Linked DNA regions of Mus musculus: region 1 is linked to region 2. A link is a loop called in an ENCODE intact Hi-C map of the cell type or tissue named here. Cell type or tissue: left cerebral cortex. All regions are shown on one strand. Each heading gives the region's core, and the rest is flanking DNA. Links, peaks and the distances in the headings are about the cores only.

The links. A loop is a pair of places that touch in the nucleus more often than their neighbours do. Peaks named below come from ENCODE experiments on the same cell type or tissue, not always from the same donor. Only the 100,000 strongest peaks of a DNase experiment are listed, where the experiment ranks them.
Region 1: a loop joins it to region 2, with 5 times the contacts of the local background. A loop is called at or near these places in 30 of 42 quality-filtered maps.

Annotation. Positions count from the first base shown.
Region 1 is chr11:48,870,394-48,881,350 of GRCm38, reverse strand. It overlaps Irgm1 (immunity-related GTPase family M member 1), which reads left to right and starts at 9,931. Exons shown (of 3, transcript NM_008326.2): 1 at 9,931-10,257. In left cerebral cortex, for the core only: CTCF peaks have their summits at 4,249, 6,723 (motif pointing left) and 9,183; DNase peaks (open chromatin) are centred at 6,706, 9,010 and 9,677; H3K4me3 peaks cover 1,058 bases; H3K27ac peaks cover 1,724 bases.
Region 2 is chr11:49,259,789-49,270,745 of GRCm38, reverse strand. Mgat1 (mannoside acetylglucosaminyltransferase 1) reads right to left here. Exons shown (of 3, transcript NM_001110150.1): 3 at 7,719-10,175. The coding sequence starts at 10,054. The coding sequence ends at 8,711. It also overlaps a transcript of Olfr1393 not described here. Among named protein-coding and RNA genes, the nearest start is that of Mgat1, 15 kb to the right of the region's middle. In left cerebral cortex, for the core only: no CTCF peak of the experiment used is centred there; a DNase peak (open chromatin) is centred at 5,928.

The DNA of each region.
Region 1 (10,957 bases), core at 1,950-9,949, 390 kb after region 2:
GAGTAAATACCATGTGTGTCCTTTTGGGTCTGGGTTACCTCACTCTCAACAGCTATGTGCTTTCACCCTTATGTCTACAGTGAATTAATGATTAGATGGAACAATCATACTTTCAAAGCAGGATATCAGAAGCTCCAGTTCTGTGTGCTTCTTCCTCTTCCTCCTCCTCTTCTCCTTCCTCCTCCCCTCCTCTTCTTATTCCTCCTCCCCTTCTCCTCCTTTCCTCCACCCCTCCTCTTCCTATTCCTCCTCCTCCTATTCTTCCTCCCCTCCTCCTCCCTCTTCTCTTATTCCTCTTCCCTTCTCTCCTCCTCCTCCCCTTCTTCTCCTATTTCTCCTCCTCTCCTCCCCTTCCTCTTCTTCCTCCTCCTCCTCTTCCTCCATCTCTAACTCCAGACTTCCTAGGACGAACTCAGAACTTTACTCCTCACCCCTTCCTTTACTGAGAATCATTTGAGGATCTTTCCCTAGGGCCCTACCTGAGCTCTAGCTATTTCTTTAGGGAGAGATGGGAGAAGGGGGACATTTCTGGAGGACCAGAGACATCTGGCCACAGTCACTTCTGTAGCAGGTAAGTGAAGGACTTCTGCTACTTTTCTTATCAGTTCCCCCGACAAAGCTGACTTATAAAGACAAGTGGCTCCTTTTGTTTATGGTTTAGAATGAACTATAGTCTGTCTTAGCTACTGTTCTATTGCAATGGTAAGACACTATGGCCAAGGCAACTTGAAAAAGAAAGCATTTGAGATGGGTGGTGGTGACACACACCAGCAGACAGATTTCTAAGTTTGAGGCCAGCCTTATTTGTAGAGTGAGTTCCAGGACATCCAGGGCTATACAGAGAAACCCTGTGGGGGGAGGTGGGGAGGGAAAGACAGACAGACAGGAAGGAAGGAAGGAAGGAAGGAAGGAAGGAAGGAAGGAAGGGAGGGAGGGAGGGAGGGAGGGAGGGAGGGAGGGAGGAAGGAAGGAAGGAAGGAAGGAAGACAAGGAAGGAAGGAAGGAAGACATGGAAGGAAGGAAGGAAAAAATAAAGAAGAAAACACTTGACATTTGATTAGGGGCTTATATCCACAAGCACAAACCAGGGAGAACTAGCTGGAAATGTCATGGGGTTTTGAAACCTCAAAGCCTTCCCGAAGTGACCAGTGGCATACCTCTCCAACAAGGCCAGAACTTCTAAATCTACTCAAATATCCCACCAACTAGAGAGCAAGTTTTTCAAACCTATGAGCTGGTGGAAGCCATTCTCATGCAAACCACCACATAGGCCATGGCAGTACCAAGGTATAAAAGCAGGAACATAGGACACATTGCATCTGCCATCAGGAAACAGAGAGCAATAAATGGTGATGCAGGTGATTTCATTCCATCCCTGTCCTCAGCCCTGGAAATTATATCACCCACATTCAGGGTGGGTCTTCCTACTACCACTAAACCCCCCTAGAAATGCATCCACATATACAACCAGGTTTCCTCTCTATATAACCTAATCCAATAAAATGACAATGAAGATTAACCCTTACAACCCTGTTTGTGATGTAACATGCAATTGAACTCCTGACACCAGGTTAGGGGAGCTGGAGGTCTGGTTTACTCCATTCAGGGAGTTCACAGCAAGGGCCCTGTCTTAGTTTGGATTTGGTTGTTGTGAAGAGATACCATGACCAAGGCAACTCATTTAATTGGGACTAGCTTACAGTTTCAGAGGTTCAGTCCATTATTATCAAGGCAGGAAGCATGGCAGTATCTAGACAGACTCAGTGCTCTAAAAGAACTAAGAGTTCTACATCTTGATCCAAACACAGCCAGAAGGAGATCTGCTTCTGCAGGAAGCTAGGAAGAGCTCTCTTCTGCACTGGGCAAAGCCTGAGCATAGGAGGATACCGCAAAGCCTATCTACACAGTGACACACTTCCTCCAACCAGCCCACACCTCCTACTAGTGCCATTTCCCATGGACCAAGCATATTCAAACCACCATATCCCCCTTTGCTGATCCCCCTCTGCTGAACTTCTTTTTAAATATTTATTTATTTATTTATTTATTTATTTATTTATTATTCTATCCAAGTACACTGTAGCTGTCTTCAGATGCACCAGAAGAGGGCATCAGATCTCATTACGGATGGTTGTGAGCCACCATGTGGTTGCTGGGATTTGAACTCAGGACCTTTGGAAGAGCAGTCAGTGCTCTTAACCACTGAGCCATCTCTCCAGACCCTTTTTAAATATTTATTTAGTTCTATTTGTGTGTACGAGTGTTTTGCCTGCATAAGTGATGCGCACAGAAGGCATCAGATCCTCTAGGACAGAAGTCAAAGATGGTTGAGAAGCACCATATAGGTACTGGGAATTGAACCTGAATCTTCTGCAAGAGTAACAAGTTCTTTTAACCTCTGTACTAACTATCTACCCTTCTGATTGTCTTCTGTACCAACTATCCTGCAATTTTTTCTGCTTAACCTCATCCAACACAGTAATAAGGGGCAACACATCTTCCTTTTATCTCCCTATCCATGCTTTCTGGGTCTTCTGATAGGGCTCATGTTTGAGGAGAAGGGAAGTAGAATGTGCTACACAGATCTAAGGGAATCTCTACTGTAACACCCTTCTTTTCTTTACAGAGCTACTCAGTGTCAGAACCATCCACAGACAATATCTTGGTTACTGTGAAAGTGTTAAGAACTCATGAGCCCCTCCATCTACACCACCCATAGACTAGGAATCTCAGGATGGGACTGAAATATGGTGTTGTCTGTTTGACGTTCCGCTTTGACTCAGCTTGAGTATTTTATCTGCATTGAGAAGTCAACTCCACAGGCAGACATAAAGTCAGTCTTTTGAGCATTGTGGTAACACAGTGGAAGCTTTTCAAATTCCCTTTTTACCAACTTCCCAACACATGCCTTGTGTGCCACTGACATTGTTGATCATGAGGAAGCATATCAAATCTTTCTGGATTAAAAAAAAATCAATACACTAGTTTTAGCTCATTCTTTCCTCCTGCTGGACAAATGGGGTCTAAAACCAAGAATTTGGTCTATACTAGCGTCTATGTTCACAAAAAGCCACCAAATTTTTAAATTCATAACTACCAGGCTGGTTCCCATAGCACTAAGTTCCTTTGATGGGGACTCTGTCAAGATCAGCAAGGCATGACTACATGGAACGACACACAGGAAATGCTCCAGGGAATATTAGTCACTATATTACATAAGCTACTAATTTTATTTGGTGAAATATAAAGGGACTTTTGAAAGATTTATTTATTGTTTTTATTTATGTATATGTATGTATACATCATATACATGCAAGTGTCTGAGGATTCCAGGGGGCTTTGAGTTCCCCAGACCTGGAGTTACAGGGAGCTATAACCCACTTGATACAGGTGCTAGGAACTAAACGCTGGTTATCTGGAATAGCAGCAAGTGCTCTTAACCATTGAGCCATTTCTCCAGCCCATAAATAGCCTAAGTTATCCATCTGGAATAGAATATCTTTAATGCAACTCAATGGAACATGGAAGAATAGGCCAGAGTGCATGGTTGAGTGGTGAATTCTTTTTCCCAGGTGTGTTCATTTGGATCTTTCCTGTGTGAAATGGATTTCTTGTTGTTGCTATGGCTCATAAGACTATAAGGTATGCTGCTCACAGAATCGAGTCACTTCCACATCCTAGAACACACATCCCCTTCCACCGTCATGCAACCCCAGTTATCAGTATGCGGGCCTCCCTGCCTCCTTCCCCTAAAATCGTCTGTTGTGCCTTAGTATGTGGAGCTCTTGAAAGGTCTCCCCACTCTTATCTCCTACCTTGAGCTCTAAGAGCTTCAAGGAGGGGGTATGCATGGGTAAATAGGTGGAGCAAACTCATAGACATATGCGCTGTTAAATGCATGGCAGTCTGGTATTGCTAAAAATACTATAGGCTACAAGCCTTAGGTTTTCTTCTTAGTTGGGCGAAATTGGTTTAGTTAATTCTCTCTCTTACTGAATTTAGTATCTATGTTGGGCCCACATTCCATGAAGGATGTCTCAGGAAGGTCAAACTGCATAGGGTGTCCACTTTCCAACCTGTGTCATCTGAGATAATTCTCCAGAGTCTGTAGCATATTGATGTTGACCTTGTTGGTGCTCAGATATGTTGTGTGCCCATTAGTCATTGGAGATAGGCACAAGTGTGTAAGATCTTGGTTATGGATCACAGATAAAAATCTAACATTCGGGCTGGAGAGATGGCTCAGCAGTTAAGAGGAACCATATGGTGACTTACAACCATCTGTAATGGGGATCCGATGCCCTCTTCTGGTGTGTCTGAAGACAGTGACAGTGTACTCACCTACATTAAATAAATAAATAAATAAATAAATAAATAAATAAACCTTTAAAAATAACATTCAAACCCACAAACTCTACTGTTCCTATTCTCTTGTAGAAAACACTAGATGGGGTGCTGAACAATTGACAGTCAACAGGTGGCACTGTATTGGCTTTAAACAGAAATTGCTCAGACACACAGATTTAATTGGAAATGGTGAGTTTGATCATAGATTACACCCAGAGGGAAGCAAACATGATGACTTGTTAAAAGAATGTGAACAGAGTGAAAAATAAATTTCAACCTAGTTTGTACCACATTGACTACCATGTTAAATAAAATAAAATCATTTTACCTTTTTTTCTAATAAGAGAGAAGTGCTCATTAAAATTTTGACCAGTAAGGGCTAGATAGATGGCTCTGCAGTTAAGAACAAGTGCTGCTCTTCCAGAGGACACAAGTTCAGTACCTAACACATCAGACAGCTCACACCTGCCTGTAACTCCAGCTCTGGGAGAATCCATCACCCTCTTCTGGCCTCTGCATACTGTATTCTCATTTATGTACAGGGAGGAATGATATGAAACACTGCCTTCTGAACATGGCATAGCTTTTGTAACTAAGAACCCACAGCAGTCATAGCTACCTGCACGAGATGTGCACCAGACTGGGAGCTTCGACATCCCATCAGAGATGGGGAGGCTTACAAGGTCCCAGTCCTCATCCCAGGTCCCTTACAAGGTCCCGGTCCTCCTCAGGAGCTGCAGCAGTGTCATAGTTGCTGGAGGAGGAGAAGTCATGTCCTCGGGGGTGTAACCCCTGGTATGCTGTTCTTGCTCAAACAAGCAGCTTCCACCTATGCAAACAGCCTTTTTAAAAATGGAGTGAACCACAAATAAAAACCATGAAAGTAGAAGGGGGACTTACATAAAAGAAGGAGTTTACTGGGAAAGGAAAGGGGATAAGAAAGGAAAATGGGGGAATATGATTACAATACATTGTGTGTGTGTGTGTGTGTGTGTGTGTGTGTGTGTGTGTGTGTGTGTACGTACACATGTGTGTGTATGCATGAATATGAATAAATGTGTATATATGTATGTGAAATAATAAATCAACTTAAAATATTTTTTGGATTGGAATTGGAGAATAAAGTGGAGAAGAAGAGGGAAGAGAGAAACAAGGAAGGAATACTGGGAGAGACAATCAAAACCAAGGGTCATTTGAGGGGTAGTATGGAAACCTAGTCCAGTAGATGCTTCCTAAAATACACACACACACACACACACACACACACACACACACACACATGAAGGTGATCTAAATGAAATAGCCATATAATGGGGGAGGCAGAACCCTAACTAGATCTCTCACGTCACCAAATGAAGCCTCCAGTACCAGGAACAGATTCTCTTTCAGGGCTGGAGAGATGGCTCAGTGGTTAAGAGCACTGACTGCTCCTCCAGAGGTCCTGAGTTCAAATCCCAGCAACCACATGGTGGCTCACAACCATCTGTAATGGGGTCCCAGGCCCTCTTTTGGTCTGAAGACAGCTACAGTGTACTAATACATAAAATAAATAAATCTTTTTTAAAAGGGAATAGATTGTTTTCAATCAAAGAGTGACCATTTTTGAGTGACCAGATTGTATTTGGTCACCATAATTAGTTCAGAAGTCCTGACTTGATAAGAGAAAATGACAAAGCCATGGTAAAACTTGTGCTGGTTACAATACCTGAAAGAAACAACTTAAGGAAGAAAGAATTATTTTTGACTCATGGTTTGAAAAGGCTAGAGTTGGTTCAGTCCTTGGCCACTTGGCTCGTGCTTTTAGGGAGAGCTTCGTGGATTTGGGGGCATGTGGTTTAGGAGACTGTTCAGCTCATGGCTGACAAGAGACAGAGAGAGGTAGAGACACAGAGACAGAAAGAGACAGAGAACAGCTTAAGATGGTGTACCTTCACTTCAGGACGGAGGCTTATAAAACCCAAGAACCTAAGGAAACTTCAAGAACCTTGAGCTCAAAGGCTCAGACTCACAACTCCCTTCCCCACGCTTAGACAAGCAGTAAACCCTTGCTGGGAGAGAGGAGCCATCCTTCTGGAGTGCCTGCTGCAACCAGTGCAGGAGCTTCCAAGGATGCTGTGTTCCTGAGTCCTGGTGAGGTTGGGGTGGGCTTATCAGTGAGGTCACTGCCCTCAATCACCCAAGCTTCTACAAAGAACCCCAAACTGTTTATTGGTTGACTAAGGCAGACTTGGAGGAAATGTCTTTGCTCTATCTGGGGTGAAGAGATGACTCTCCAGAAAAGACACACGACTGAAGCCTTCTCTATCACCATCTCTATCTACGCAGCTCTAGTAGTGCGAGAGGAAATGGAAAAGGGAACCAGGGTGACACCTAGCGGCTGCTTAGGAAAGAGTTTTTTTTCCACATGTATTCTTTTGTCAAATTTTTTGAGACTTCCATACATGAGTCTCCATTCACACCATTTCCTTACCTGCCTTTCTCCCTCCAATCTCTCCCACATCCTCCACTTCTGCTCAAATTCCTCTTCTTCTTTAATTTGTATTGTTACACACACACACCCTCAAAACCCTGTGAGTCCATTTAGTGCTCCTTGTAGGAGTAAGTGTTTAGGGTTGATCATTTTCACTTGAGACTACATAATAACCCATAATCCATCAGGAGTCTCATCCCTAGAGAAGATTAATGCTCCTTGAGAGAGAAATGTTTTTAATCTGAAATATGTGAGCCAGGGCAGAGTGAGTCCAATATTAGAAAACCAAAATATTACATGAGAAAATATCCCACTTTCTATGCCTTCAGAGAAAGGAGAGGCAATTAGTCTGCATATGCAAAATAATCTGTGAAGATGTGCACACTCATGCACACGCATGCACACACATGCACACACACGTGATTTTTAAAAGAAGATAAAGAAAGACTGCTTCACCTCAATCGAATTATGCCATGAAGTACTGAGAGAAACCACCTCCTCCGAGTGAGGTCAGAGTGCTGAGATACCTCATATATTTTGCAGCAAAGACTTCCCATGTCCAGGATCCAATAGCAGGCCACAGCCTGGAGAGGGCAGCTGCAGAAAGGATAAAATCCTTGCCGAGCCCCAACTGTCAGCTACTTGGTTTCCTTGTACGAGTCAAAGTGCAATTCCAGATACTGAAGAACTGAGGTGTGTCTCTGTGACAGCTGGAGGAGATAAGTCGCCTCTGTGGGTGCTTTGTGAGAGGAGGAGGAGGAGAGGAGCCGTATGAAGCCCTATCTCTGTCCCTGTGGGAGCAGGAGACCAGGAAAGCCCTTTCAGTCAGAGTCCTCTGTGCTGCAGCCGACAAGCCTTTCCTGTGTGAGTTGGAGTCACAGATAGGAACAAGGCCCATGAGAAGCCAAGTGCTGCGCTTGAAGCTAAGACACCTACACTACCCCTGACAGAAATACTGGGGCTCTTTTTTTCAGTCACAAAGAAAGTAGCAGATGATTTCATTATCCTAGCACAGTAGTGAGTACAAGACTCTGTAGGCTCGGTGACCTCAAGTGTGTGTGTGTGTGTGTGTGTGTGTGTGTGTGTGTGTAGATTTATGAGTGTCTGTATGTACATGTATATGCCTTATTATGCAGGATAGGTGTGAGATCGTGATTGACAGGTCACCAGCTATGTCCAAGACCTTGGTTCCCAAGAGTGAATCTCCATGAATCTTTCTGTAAGGAGTAACTAACATGGTGTGGCGATTAATGAACTGTACCAGGGTCTCCCTGCTGAACAACAGGGTGAAAAGGCAAGTCCCCACACTTCGGTGTCAGAGAAAAGTAAACAGAGAAATGCCTATACTGTGCTTTTGTAACTGTTGACTCTTCCTTTCCTTTCTACAGTGAATGAATGATTAACCAGAGTAAGAACCTGGTACTAAGACAGGATCTTGATTAACTCAGCCTTTGCTCGTCTTGATAGTTCATGCTTTTAGCTCCAGCACTCAGGAAGCAGATGCAGGTAAACTCCGTAAGTTCAAGGCCAGCCTGGTCTACACAGAGAGTAGGTTAGGGAAGCCAAAGATTCTCGGCCAGTGACATTTTTAAGGACAGACCGCCTGTGTTCTGATTATTGACTGTGTACACACAGCATCCTGCCCTGAGGAATCTTTACCTGACACCCAGTTATAACAAACCCTGCTGTGCCCAGCCTCAGTTCCTCCGCAGGAGCAAGAGCCTGAGAGAACTAACTCTGAGCTCAAGGGAGACCCTGGCCCTGGGGAAACACAAAGTGCTGAGTTGAAATGCTGGCTCACTGAGACAGAAGGTTCCAGAAACTCTCTTCCTGGCCTTCCTGTACTGTGCTCAGACCTGTTCCTGTTTGTTCTTATAGAAATCACATAAAGAAAGCAGGACATACAGATTGTCCAGTCTCTCAAAGACAGACATTGAAACTAGCCTGCTTTCTCCTCAGGCTTTGAGGAGAAGCTGAGGGCTTAGAGGAATCAAACAAGGACAGATCCTGGCTATCACTCAAGGCCTCCAGTTCATTAAACAACAGCTCACACTTGTTCCTCTTCTCAGCAACTCAGTCTTTTCCGGTAAGGAGAAAGAGAAAGCCACCAGCGCCGGTAGAGGATCACATTACTGGTCACTTGGAGGGGTGACAAAGGGCTCCTTGTGACCAGAGGATCACATTGCCCAAACCTCTGGGCAATACTGAGCCTGTAATGGGCAGAAGTAGAGTTTGGAACACTGGTTAGTGCCTGTGTGAGGAGCCGCCTCATTCCTCCTGGCCCAATCTGTCTCCCTCTCGCAGTGACTATGGAACAGGCTCAGCTCTGCCCCTCTTTGCTGTGCAGTAAGAACTCACCGGTAGGTACAGAAGAGCAGCAGAGAGAATAACAGCCGCCCGACACTCTGAAAGCTACTTGGCTCCTCTTCGCTGCCCCCTCTGTCACTGTGACCGTGGCCGGTTGCTTTAAAAAAAAAAAATTCTGTTTTTCTTCATGAAAACGTTACACAGGGGTCAGTGCTTCTATGCCATGGTCAAAGCGTCCAGCCCCTGCGTTTACTCTCTAATAATCTACCTCCTAGATCTGAGGAAAATGAAGTATGTCCCCTCTCAGCTCATACCCTCTTCCCTCTCAAACACTAACGAGGACAAGAACCCGATTCTCGACTCCCTGGTGCTCTGACATTCTCCTTTATATAGAGAGGTGTGATTAATCAAGTGAGCCGGCAAACGGGGTAAACGATCATACAGAACAAGGTCTCAGTGCAGCCTCCAAGCTCGGGGTGGCCTGAGGTTGCTGGGTCTGGAGGTTAGCATTGCCCAGGGCCAGCATCTCCACAGGTGGTATCCACGGAAAGAAGTAGCAGGTTCAGACACTGGAAGGTCTGACGCGGGGCTGGCTGTTAAAGTCCCTAAACAGACACAACTCCAACCCCAACGCCCCCACCCTCCACTTCCACCACCACCTCCAATCCCTCATCCCGACCCCTGTTGACGGTGAGTCAGCACAGCAGGGTTCTGCTCCTCTTTGAAGACTACTATGCAGCCCGCCCAGCCTAATCCTGAAAACTAGCCTGTTTCAAGAAATAGAAACCGAAACTGATTCTCAATTCGAGTCCGTCCCCCCCCCGCTCCCCCGCTGGGCCCAGGCAGGCATATCTCCGGTCTAGAAAGTGCAGGACAAAAAGCAAGGTCTGCTCGAAGACCAGAAGCTGAAAGAAAATCCACGCGATCAGACCTCCTCTTGGTTCGTCTCCTCTCAGAAGGACTCCAGACCTCTGCATCTCATCTCTCAACATCCGGGTCTATATTCCAGTTTTGGATCTCTACATAGGGAACTTCTGCCGGAGGACAGCAACGTTTTTGTCCTAGGAAGAAAGGGGTGACGTTCCAGGAAGGCCACTAACATCGAATCACACATAATAACTCCTCTGGATCAGGTAAGTAAAAGTCTCTTAAATGTAGCTTGGCCACCCCCAATCTAATATGAATCCCCCAATATAATATGAACGGTAAAACCGTGAAAACAGGTCATGTGACCTTGGGGTCTGGTTTCTTTTGCTCAGGCAGTGTCCACAGCAGAGCCTCACTTTGACTGTCTAGTACCACACAGCCCTGCTGTATCTTTGCTGTTCAGATATATCTAAACCACCAGCCTGGAGGCAAATGCGTACCTCACCTTATTTCTGGCCTTGTGGTTCTTCTAATGCTGGCTAAATTTGAAGGAGGGCAGAGCGTGCCAACCCATATTCTCTTGGAATTTAAGATAGCGTCTCTTCATAGCTCCACAAAATAAACGCCCAGGATTAGAATGGACCACAGGCAATATCTAGGATACATGAAAAAAATAGGGGGGGGGGGAGGTTTGTTTCTTATCTGGACTACCCATGGAATAGGAATCTCAGAGTAGGTTTTGAGTATAAGGTATCATAGTGACCTTTTTGTCTGACTCCATTAAAATGTTTTATTTGCATTGGAGAAAGTGTCTCTGTTTAAGGAACCACCTCCTTCACTAGTCTGTAAGTTTATAGTTAATGAGATGGGAGCTTTTCAAATACCATCTTCCCAGAGCATGTGGGTTCAGTACTGTCCCCATTCACCGTGAGCAAGTTTATCACACTTTCCAAAGATAAATAAATA
Region 2 (10,957 bases), core at 1,501-9,500:
AATCAAATGGGGTGAAGATCTGGATAGACACTACCTCAAAGGAGACTCACGTGACCAGCAGATACTTCAAACTGTTTGAAATGTCAATATCTGTAGCCAGCAGGAAATGCAAAGTAAAACTGCTTTGATGTCCTATCTCATCCCAGTCGAAAGGGCTATCGCCAGGAAAACAAATGCTGGGGATGGTGTGGGAACATGTGTCTTATACTGCACTATTTATTGAAAATAGAACTAAGTGCTAGAGAGATGGCTCAGTGGTTAAGAGCACTGACTGCTCTCCCAGAGGTCCTGAGTTCAAATCCCAGCATGACATGGTGACTCACAACCATCTGTAATGTGATCTGATGCCCTCTTTTGGTGTGTCTGAAGAGAGCTACAGTGTACTTATATATAATAAATATATTTTTAAAAAAAGAGTTAGGGAAATAGAATATAAAATATGACTCAGCTGTGCCACTCCTGCATATATATCTGAAGGATTCTGGGTCTACATACCTCACAGATACCAGTACGCCTACATTGTTGATGTCTACAAGAGCTGAGAAATGCAGCCGCCTGGATGTCCATCAGGCAGATCAACACCTAAGGGACATGTGGTGTGCGCATACAATGGAATTTCTTTAGTTGTAAGAAAAAAAATCAAATCATAACACTCAGGGTGAAGTAAAGAGATCCGGAGATTGTTTTGCTACACGAAATGAGCCAGACTCAGAAAGACAAATACCGTCTTTCCTCTCATGTAGAACATTGATTTAAGTGTGCGCATGCGTGTGTTGAAAGAAAGACGACCATGACCTGAGAAAAGAGGAAGAGATCTTAGAGGCAGAAGTGAGGGTAACAGTATAAGGCAGTGGTTCTTGGCATTTCCTAGTGCCACGACCCTTTAACAGCTCCTCATATGGTGGTGACCCCCAACCATTAAATTATTTTTGTTGCTACTTCATATCTCTAATTTTGCTACTGCTATGAATCATAACGTAAATATCTGATCTGCAGGATATTTGATATGCGACCCTGCGAAAGGGGCCGTTCGCCTGTGTGTGCATGCACGTATACACACACACACACTCACACTCACACGAGGGTCGAGACCCAGAAGTTGAGAACCGCTGGACTCAGCGCCCACAAAAGAAGAAAGGAGAGTGGTTTGGAAGAGGGTGGGGTTCTTTTGTGATTGGGTTACCTCACTCAGGATGATGCCCTCCAGGTCCAACCATTTGGCTAGGAATTTCATAAATTCATTCTTTTTAATAGCTGAGTAGTACTCCATTGTGTAAATGTACCACATTTTCTGTATCCATTCCTCTGTTGAGGGGCATCTGGGTTCTTTCCAGCTTCTGGCTATTATAAATAAGGCTGCTATGAACATAGTGGAGCATTTGTCCTTCTTACCGGTTGGGACATCTTCTGGATATATACCCAGGAGAGGTATTGCTGGATCCTCCGGTAGTACTATGTCCAATTTTCTGAGGAACCGCCAGACTGATTTCCAGAGTGGTTGTACAAGCCTGCAATCCCACCAACAATGGAGGAGTGTTCCTCTTTCTCCACATCCACGCCAGCATCTGCTGTCACCTGAATTTTGGAGGAGCTAGAGAAAGTATCCAAGGAGCTAAAGAGATCTGCAACCCTATCGGTGGAACAACATTATGAACTAACCAGTACCCCAGAGCTCTTGACTCTAGCTGCATATATATCAAAAGATGGCCTAGTCGGCCATCACTGGAAAGAGAGGCCCATTGGGTCAGGCAAACTTTATATGCCCCAGTACAGGGGAATGCCAGGGCCAAAAAATGGGAATGGGTGGGTAGGGGAGTGGGGGGGGGTGGGGGACATTTGGGATAGCATTGGAAATGTAATTGAGAAAAATACGTAATAAAAAAAAAGGAAGAGGGCGGGGGTGGGGTGTTGAGCAAGCAGAGAAGGGGGGACAAAAGAACAACAAATGGTGGCATACACATGTGAAGATGCCACAGAGAAAACCAGTGCCCCATGTGTGAATTAATTAATTTTAAAAGTTAGTTTTAAAAGATTTGCCCTGTGACCTTGTATTTGATGAGACAGATACAGGCGCTGGGGTATAATATGTGTGTAGCTGGCAGGTGACAAAGTATTGATTCTTGTATTATCTCAGTGGAAAAAAATGTGGGTCACTAATCTTTCGATGTCCCTACGGGTTTAAATTCTCATAATTAAAAACTTGAAAAAAATACTTCAAATATAAAACTGGAAAAAGCTGGGCGTGAATAAAAGAATATACCCATTAATTCAAAGATAATTTCTACCTTAGTAATAGAGTGAGCATCACTGAGAACACCATACTCACCCTTCGGTACTAATGGATAAATGTCTGGAATTTCTCATCCGCGAAACATTTGTTTAAGCATTCCATTCCGGTTGCAGAGACTTCTCCACTTCAAGGACAGAACAGGAAAGCCGACCGGTTAACCAACCGGTTACTATTTTAACTTATCAAAAACTTTCAAACAGCAGCTAAAAATAACCATTCATTTTGCTGGTCATGGGTTAAACATTGAGGAGGGCTGACTGGCTTTGACCGGCTGGCTAGCTGCTGCTTCACACCAAGTTGTAGCAGATACTGACCCAGGCTTGGAGTTTCAAAAGGCTCCACAGGACTGAATATGGAAGACGGTTCGCTCACACGGCAGCAGATGTTCCTGCCCACTAACCTTCCCATCTGGCCTCTCCCGTGAGGTGGTCCCAGAACAGTGAGATTTCTTACACGCTTAGCTTTTAGCCCAAGGTTCTAAGCCAGCAGTTCTCAACCAGACGCCAAATATCCTGCATATCAGATATTTACGTTACAATTTATAACAGTACCAAAATTAGTTATGAAGTAGCATTGAAATAATTTTGTTTGGTGTCACCACCACTTGAAGAATGGTATTAAAGTGTAGCAGCTTTAGGAAGAATGAGACTCATTGTTCTAAGCAATACAGGCAGAAATCCCACAAGCTTCTTTGTTGTTGTTATAGCCAGACATTGGACACCCTCCAGAGAGCCATATGTAAGGCTTGGTCCCCAGAGTCGTGTGCTGGACAGGGAGATCTACAGTCACTTGGAGTTGTGCTCCCTAAAGCAAGCGGTAGGACCCTGGCCTATCTCATCGGTCTGCTTCTTAGCTGGAGATGTGAGCAGTCACAGTGACACACGCATCCTCCCACCAGGCAGCCAAGTGGCCCGGCTTAGACTTGAACCTTCCAAATCACGTGCCAAAATAAACCTCTACTTCCGAGATGATCTGTGTCTACTATTTTGTTATGGTGGCATAAAGGGACTAATGTACCGTCAATGACTTCTGTTGGAGCCTTGAGTAGGATGGAGTCAACTGTTCCCAGTGTGTGCTAATTGTTCTCTTCTGGGAAAGAATGGAGGGTTGTGGTGAGTTCTAGCTTGCGTATGCGTGTGTGTGCGCGTGTGTGCACCTCCTTTCCCCTTTCCTGATGCCTAGATCCATCTTGGAAGGCGAGCGGAGAGCCACACGTTGAAGATGACGCCTTGGTTCATCGGTGTGTGTTTCCTGTCAATCGGCACTTCTGGAGATGTGTGTGGCCTTTAAGAAAACTACTCTTGTGTGACCTTGAGAGTCTCACCACCACGACAGGACAGCAGGACAGTTCTCACCAAAGCCAGTGAGGGTTCCCGGGAATTTAATTTTACCTTTTCCAGGTCAGGCAGGATTCTTAAAGCATAACCTTCACTCCTGTTTTTCTTGGTAATAATGTTTAACTAAAAATCAACTCAGCTGGTGGATTTCTTTCGTAATCTCTTTTGCTGACAGCACGCCTGTGTGTTGTTAGTGGCCGTGAACCTTTGATCAGGCACTGACTGCAGACCCTCCTCTGGCCTGTCTTCCTTTCTCCCAGCCTAACGTGTGAGTGTGTGTGTATGTGAGTGTGTGTGTGTGTGTGTGTGTGTGTGTGTGTGTGTGTTAGCTGGAACTCTTGCAGCCAAGGAATGACACTTAGAACGGAGGCCTTGTGCTAAGGAGGGTGAGCCCGACACAGGTATCTGAGGCCCTGATAACATCAGAAGCCACTATGCCAGGCCTACATCACCTCCACCGCCTTTGTTTTTTAAGGTTTATTTTAGTTGAATGTGTGTGTGTGCCTGAGTGTGTGTGTATTGTAGCACATGTGTGTAGGTACCCCAGGAAGCATAAGGGGTCAAATCCCTTGGAACTGGAGTTACAGAAGAGCTGCCTGGTGTAGGTACTAGGAACTGAACTGGCATGGGCAGTACATACTTCTCATTGATCAGTCATCTCTCCAGCCCCTGGCTCTCATTTCTTTAGATCTGTATTTCCTGTTGCGGGGAGCTAAATCTAGTTCTTAGTCACTTACAGTTTTAGTAGGAAGAGCCACACTTCAAATGAGCAAGGGGGGTGGGGGCAAAGCAGACCAACCTCGGTGCCATCCACGTGGTCCCCGTTCACTACTATACTACTATCTTGACCTCATAGACTAAAGTGCTGGCAGGACCACTGTGTGATCCAGAGTGAGACATACAGACAGTGTGCCCAGTGCAGACTCCAGCTCAGGCCCATCACACCTGGATCATCTGTGCCACCAGGCTTGGTCTCTGAGCCTCTGGGAAGAGAACAGTGCTCTTGATCCCTTAGCTGAAAGGGCCTTTAACCTCTGCATCCAAACATAAATTCCCTCTGATCTGTCCAGGCTAGTCAAGTGTGCTGGGTAGAAAACAGGACCAAGGACTCCTGGGTAGCAAACCACTTGCCACTTGGGTTAGGGCTACACCTGGAAGTCTGAAACTCTATTTCTTTAGAATGAGGTGAATATTATGTTGCATAAATTTATTAGTTATGTAAACTTATATAAGCTAAATATTTGCAGATAAATAAATGTTCTATTTGTGTGAGAAAGAAGTCTGGTAGAATCGTGCACCACGGTATAAATTTGGTAAAGAACTGGGCCACCTTGTCTGGGGAGAGGATGTACCTAGTCCTGCAGTGACTTGATGTGTTGGGGGGATGGGGAGGGAGAAATGGGGGGAGGATCTGCATGAGGGTATACTGAGAAGACAGGGAGGGGTTGATATTGGAATAAAAAGTGAACAAATTTTTTAAAATCTCGTTTAAAAAAAAGTATAGCTGTTATTGTCATCCGTTTTGTCTTCATAAATTATGTAATGAAGGGGAGAAGACATTCTTAGTAAGAGTTTCCAACCGAGCATGGTAATTGCTTTCTAACTCCCACCCTTTCAGTCTTCCCTAAGAGCTTCAGCTCTAGGAACTCACCCGACAGGGATCAGATGTGGACGTCTATTGAACACTCAGAAGCCCTGCCACAGAGACCTGTAGAGAACATCCTGCGTCCGTGTGGAGGTGACACCTGCCAGTAAGTCTGATGGCCTATAACTTAGGCAGGAAACAGGAGGTGGGACATCCTGGAGGCAGAAAGGATTCTGGGATAGTGCCAGGCTCGGGAAATTTGCCCAGGAACGAGTGATGAGACAGACACACGGTACCTGAGCACAGGTAACCAGCCACGTGGCAGAAGGTAGGCTAGAATAAATGGTTTTTTATGATCTAATCAAAGAAGAGCCTAGTTATATGGGCAAGGATATTTCCAAATGTAAATGTATTTGGAGTTTGAGTCTTATTTCTGGGAGCATGGAGCTGGGGGGAAGAACCACCCAATACATCTTGTCTACACTGGGGTGAGTCGCACCACAAACGTCAATGAGACCTAGGTAAGAGGGCAAGGACATACGGAAGGCATAGATAGCAGTTCTGAAGTCCTCAGAGTCATGAGTGAAAGGGCATAAGTGACCTCATGGTGAGTGTGGACTCTCTAAACCAAAAGGTAGCAGAAGGCAAAGGCATTAACAGTATGGTGTTTTCAGCTGCCACGCCCACGTGGTTTCCATAGGAACACAGGAGCACGGGGGTTCCTAGTCAACTCTGAACACGTGACCTCCAAGAGCACCATAACGAGCAGCAAGCAGACCTTGGGGCATACTTCAAAAGCAAACAGAATGCGAAGAGGCCTCAAAAAGGCACTCGTTTCAAGGAAACGCTGAGGAGCGCAGGCTGCTTTGAAATATCCGTGCAGCTTTAGTGGGCCACAAGTTATTCTCTGCCTTCTTGTCCTGCTTTGTATGTCCTGGACTCACTCTACCCCACCCAGCATCCATGGCACGGCATGAGACCACCAACTGCAGTCTGGAAGTCTGCTATCACCTGCTGCCTTGGGGTCAAATGAGGCTGGAGAGGGGTGTTGAAGAGGGCATTAAAGGATAGACTAGTACCTGTCCTTTATATAACCAGTATCTCGGTTGTTTACAGCATGCATTCCGTCCAAATCCTGGGTCTGCCCAAGCCATCCCTATGGGCCTGACCGAGTTTGCCTCTCTTATACTTGCCTCTCCTTTGGTGAGACTGCAGTAACACAGAACTGGCAGTGCTCAGAACAAAGCACGTGGCCAGTGACTGTTAAATACATTAAGCGCTGAGACCATGAAGTCCGGACAAACTACTCCCCCCTCCACGGTCAGGGATGTTGTGTCTTCTCTCCAATCCCTGTGTCTGTAGCTACAATGAACCACCTCCCTTTAAAATCAAAATCAATGTCAATCCACCTCAGAGCAACAAGGGGGGACACAACCAAGGCCACCAAGTAAAGGGGTGAGATGTGGGAAATGAATTCCACTCTATGGTCTGCAGCCCTAAGCCCCCAAACAAGGCCACTAGTTCCCTCTTCTTCCCTGCTGGATAGAGCTTACCCAGTGATTTCTACCACCAGAGGCAAGATCCAAATTAGATCCTGTCATAAGTCGGTGCCTCAGTTTTCAAGTATCAATTTGTTAAAAAAAAAAAAAAAAAAAAAAAAATTGACCTGGGGAGGTAACCCAGGTAACGGAGTTCTTGCGATGCAAGCAAAAGAACCTGAGTTCAGCCCCCAGAACCTATCTATGTACAAATAAATGCCAGTGTGGCAGCCAGCACCGGGAAGATGGAAACTAGTGGATCCCTGGCATGGGTCACTGGCCAGGCAGCCTAGTATAATGGGTAAGTTCTCTGCCAGTGGGAGGCCCTGTCTCAATAAGTAACATGGACAGTGTTCTGAGGAATAGGGCTCCCATAAAAAGGTATACATTTGTACCTACACACACACACACATACACACACACACGCACATGTACACGCACAGAATGCTGCCTTTGATATGTGTAAAGTTTCAGTCAACTCTGAGGGTGGGACAGACATACTCTGGTTGTCATTATCCTGACCAGGAGCCTTAGGTGCCACTGCATAGCCTGCCACATATGCACTACAAACCCTGGGCTCACTGGCAGCTTTCGGAGTTGCCCAACAGACGCTGCCTGAGCCAGCAAAGGGTATGCGGCACAACGTGGAACGTTCAGATGCCAGGGTTTTCTATTTCTGTTTTGCAGACCACTCCCAGACTTACTTGCCAACTGAGGAGCCTGTGGCCAGCTTGAGATTACCAGCAGGCCCGCAACCTAGGGCCCTCCTCACAAGCTGGCCTTGCTACCTCACCTGGCCCCATCCTCAACTGTCCCTGTCCCCCAAACTCCCCCCAACCCTATTTTTCTTCTCATTCTCTTTCCTCGAGGTGTCCACTTGCTTTCTGTCCTGTAGACTTTCCTCTCTCCCTTTGCCAACCCCTCCCCCACCCCTTCGCCTCCTTCCCTAGGACACACACACACACTTATTTTTCAGCAATTCAGCCTTTACTTTATTTTTGAAAATAATTCTGTAGATTCCATTTTCTTCCATGAAACTAAGATCAGGCAACAAACAAGGACACACAAATTTCTCTTCAGCCTGCCCCCTGCATCTTGGCCTGGGAAGATGTGGGAAGGCTGGGAAAGGCCGAGGACCAGAGCCGGCTCAGGGCCACAGATGTCCTGATCTCAGCTGCTGCCACCAGGAGCAAGCCCTCGGGGAGGAGCCCCTGAAGCAAACCCCAGGGGAAAGAGGCATGGAGCCCACTGTCTTCCACTAGGCCGCCCCTGAATCCTCCTAAAGAATGCGGAGAGAACTAACTTTCAGAAAGGAGGGGGGCCACAGGCAAGAAGACAGGGTACCCACGCATAGACTTTCCATCTCCCAACAACGCACTGCTCTGCTCCAGGACAAGAGCCACGTCAGCAGGGAGAGAAGCCAGGAGGTAGTGCCCCGGCAGCAGCAATCCACGCTAACTCTGACAGTGAGTCCCTCTGTTAGTCTCATCTGACCAAAGATCCATTCCTTCCTCCATAATCCAGCCCCACCCTGAGGGAAGGTTCAGAAAGGGAGGATGGGTACATAAAGAGGGCTCATGGGCTAACAGGGGCCAGATCAGGGTGGAGAGGCCTGCTGAGGAGAGCTGGAGCTGCCAAGCTCTCTGCAGATGCCCTTGGAGACATTACAAACCTGGCCCCAACAGGCCCAACCCTCCCCATACCACACAGTGGTTTCTTGTTCAATATGCCCCGAACATACCACACAATACTCCCTTGACAACAGGAGTATAACTCTCATCCTATGATTTGTGCACTAGAATGCCATTTGGGGGCTGGCCAGGACACAAAGGGAAGATCTACAGATCCAAGAGGGAGACACTGAGAGGGAGACACTGGCAGGATGGTGTAGCCCAGGCCCTGCAGGCCTGCCTCGGCTCAGCACGCGGCAAGGAGACCCAGGAGGGAAAGGCAGGTGCTGCTAATTCCAGCTAGGATCATAGCCAGTCCATGTCTGTGGGGGTGCCAGGTGCACACGCCGGCCCCGAAACTGGAAAGTGACAATGCCACGGTAGCCAGCCCTGGGGACACCAGACTTGAGGTCATCCATGACACCCAGGGCCTTAGCAAAGGCCTTGAAGCTGTCTCTGCTAGTGTACTGTACCCGCACCTCCCCCAGCTCCTTCTGATCATTGGTCCTTACTTTCTCCACCTGTAGCTGGGGGGCACCATAGACCTGGGCGAGGAAGTCCCGGTCATAGGCCTCCTGCTGCAGGTACGACAGGTCCAACTGGGTGAAGGGGACGAACTGCTGGTTCAGCTTGATGAACTTAAGATGCTGGTCAAAGAACTGCCCGTGGCTCACACCCTTGCGACCAAAGGTCATAGTTCTTGAAATTTCTGGACGAATACAAGCCCGTCCTTTCCGCTGCTCAGGTCGGCGCATCCAGTCGTCCCAAAAGGCCTTGGGCCACTTGGGCTCCAGCTCTGCCCACAGATCAGCCAACAGCAGCCATCCAAGGCCAGGAAAAAAGTCTGTTCGATAGAGCAGCTCAGGTTTGCTTGAGTCTACCATCTGCTCCTTGCCATTGTCATTCCAAGCAGACACACACCAAAGGGAGGGGTCTGTTCTCAGCAGTGGGTAGGTGGCCTGGAAGTACTCAAAGAAGTCTGGTGCCACTTCCAGATCATCCTCCACTACCACAGCGGCCGGGAACTTGAACTTGTTGAAGATCTGGCCTAGTGCCCAGCGGTAGTGCCTGGCAATCTTGTAGTAACCCTGGAACTTGCGGTGGTCTGGCTGCACGGCAATGTTACTCAGGTCCGGCTGCCGGATGTGTGTGACTGCAGTGCCATAGGAAGCAATGACCTGTGCTGTCTCTTCATGCCCACAGTCCTGACTGACAATAATGGGGAAACGCTCAGCTGAGGGCCGATAGTGCAACAACTTATCCAAGCAGCGCCGGACAGTGCTGCGGTCACAGGCAATGACCAGGATGGGGATCTGCACTGGTGAGGGGGTCACAGGCACACGGGGCCAGGCTGGAGGGGCCACAGTGGGAACTCTCCACCTCTGCCTCCACAAAGCATAATGCTCCTTGATTTGCTGCAACAGTCCCCTCTGCCGCTCCAACTCCGCCTCAGCGTCCTCGGCCAGGTGGATGACCTCACGGGTGAGGCTGGCAGGGTCATCACCAAGGGCGCTGTCTGAGGGCAGCCTGCCAGGTGCTGGGCGTGTCCAGAAGAAGAGAAGCAGCAGGGCATTCCAGCCCACAAAGATGATAGCACCCCAAAGCACAAGCCCTGCAGTCTGCTTCTTCAGCATCCTGGCCCCCGCAGGGGAGGGCAGGGGAGGGAGGGCTCAAGGCTGCCTTTGGCTTGCCTGGCTCAGGTCCCCACACTAAGGGTTTATTCTTCTAGGCTGAGAGTAGGAAGAAGCCATGTACCTAAAGAGGGGGAGAGAGAAAACCAATTGTTACCTCAAGTTTGTATAATTCCACACAGCAGTGGGGAGAGGCTGGGCACAGGTGAGAGACTGAGGAAGGAGGAGAGAGGGTGGCTGACTGCAGGATTAAGCTGACATGTTCCCTCTACCACTTCAAAACGAGCTAATGAGTCCTCAGGAAAGCAATGTGACTTGGACAAGGAGGCAGAGAATGGTGCTTGTGGAAGAGAGCCGAAAAATAATAAAACAAAATGGAAAGACTCCAACTCCTGGTTCCCTACCACACAGACTTCATCTCCTGCCTTTGATCTAGTCTAGGTCAGATCAGGAGTGAGAGGTAAGACCATTTAACCCCCATTCCTCATGTCAAACTGCACTAAAATTACTGATTTTTTTTTTTAATCAAATGTTCTAACTGACTTAGTGAGGAATACAATGCAAGCCAACACTTGTCTCTCTGTGTCCAGGTCACTTTGTTTGATACAATGATGTCAGAAGCAAGGCTAGGCAGCCTACACCACTCATGTTTATAGAGGCACTTCTCACAATATGCAAGTTATGTAATCAGCCCTGGTGTCGGTGACAGAGTAACAGATACACAAATGTGGTTTAGAAACACAATGGAGCAGTATCAGCCAGAAAGAGCATAATCCTGTCAAAAGAACTGTGTTAAGCAAAAGCCAAATATGTACATTTTCTCTCACTGTGGTAACAAATAACAACTTCAAAGTAGAGGGGAGGCCAGGTGTGGTGATGAACCCCTTTAATTCCAGTACTTGGGGG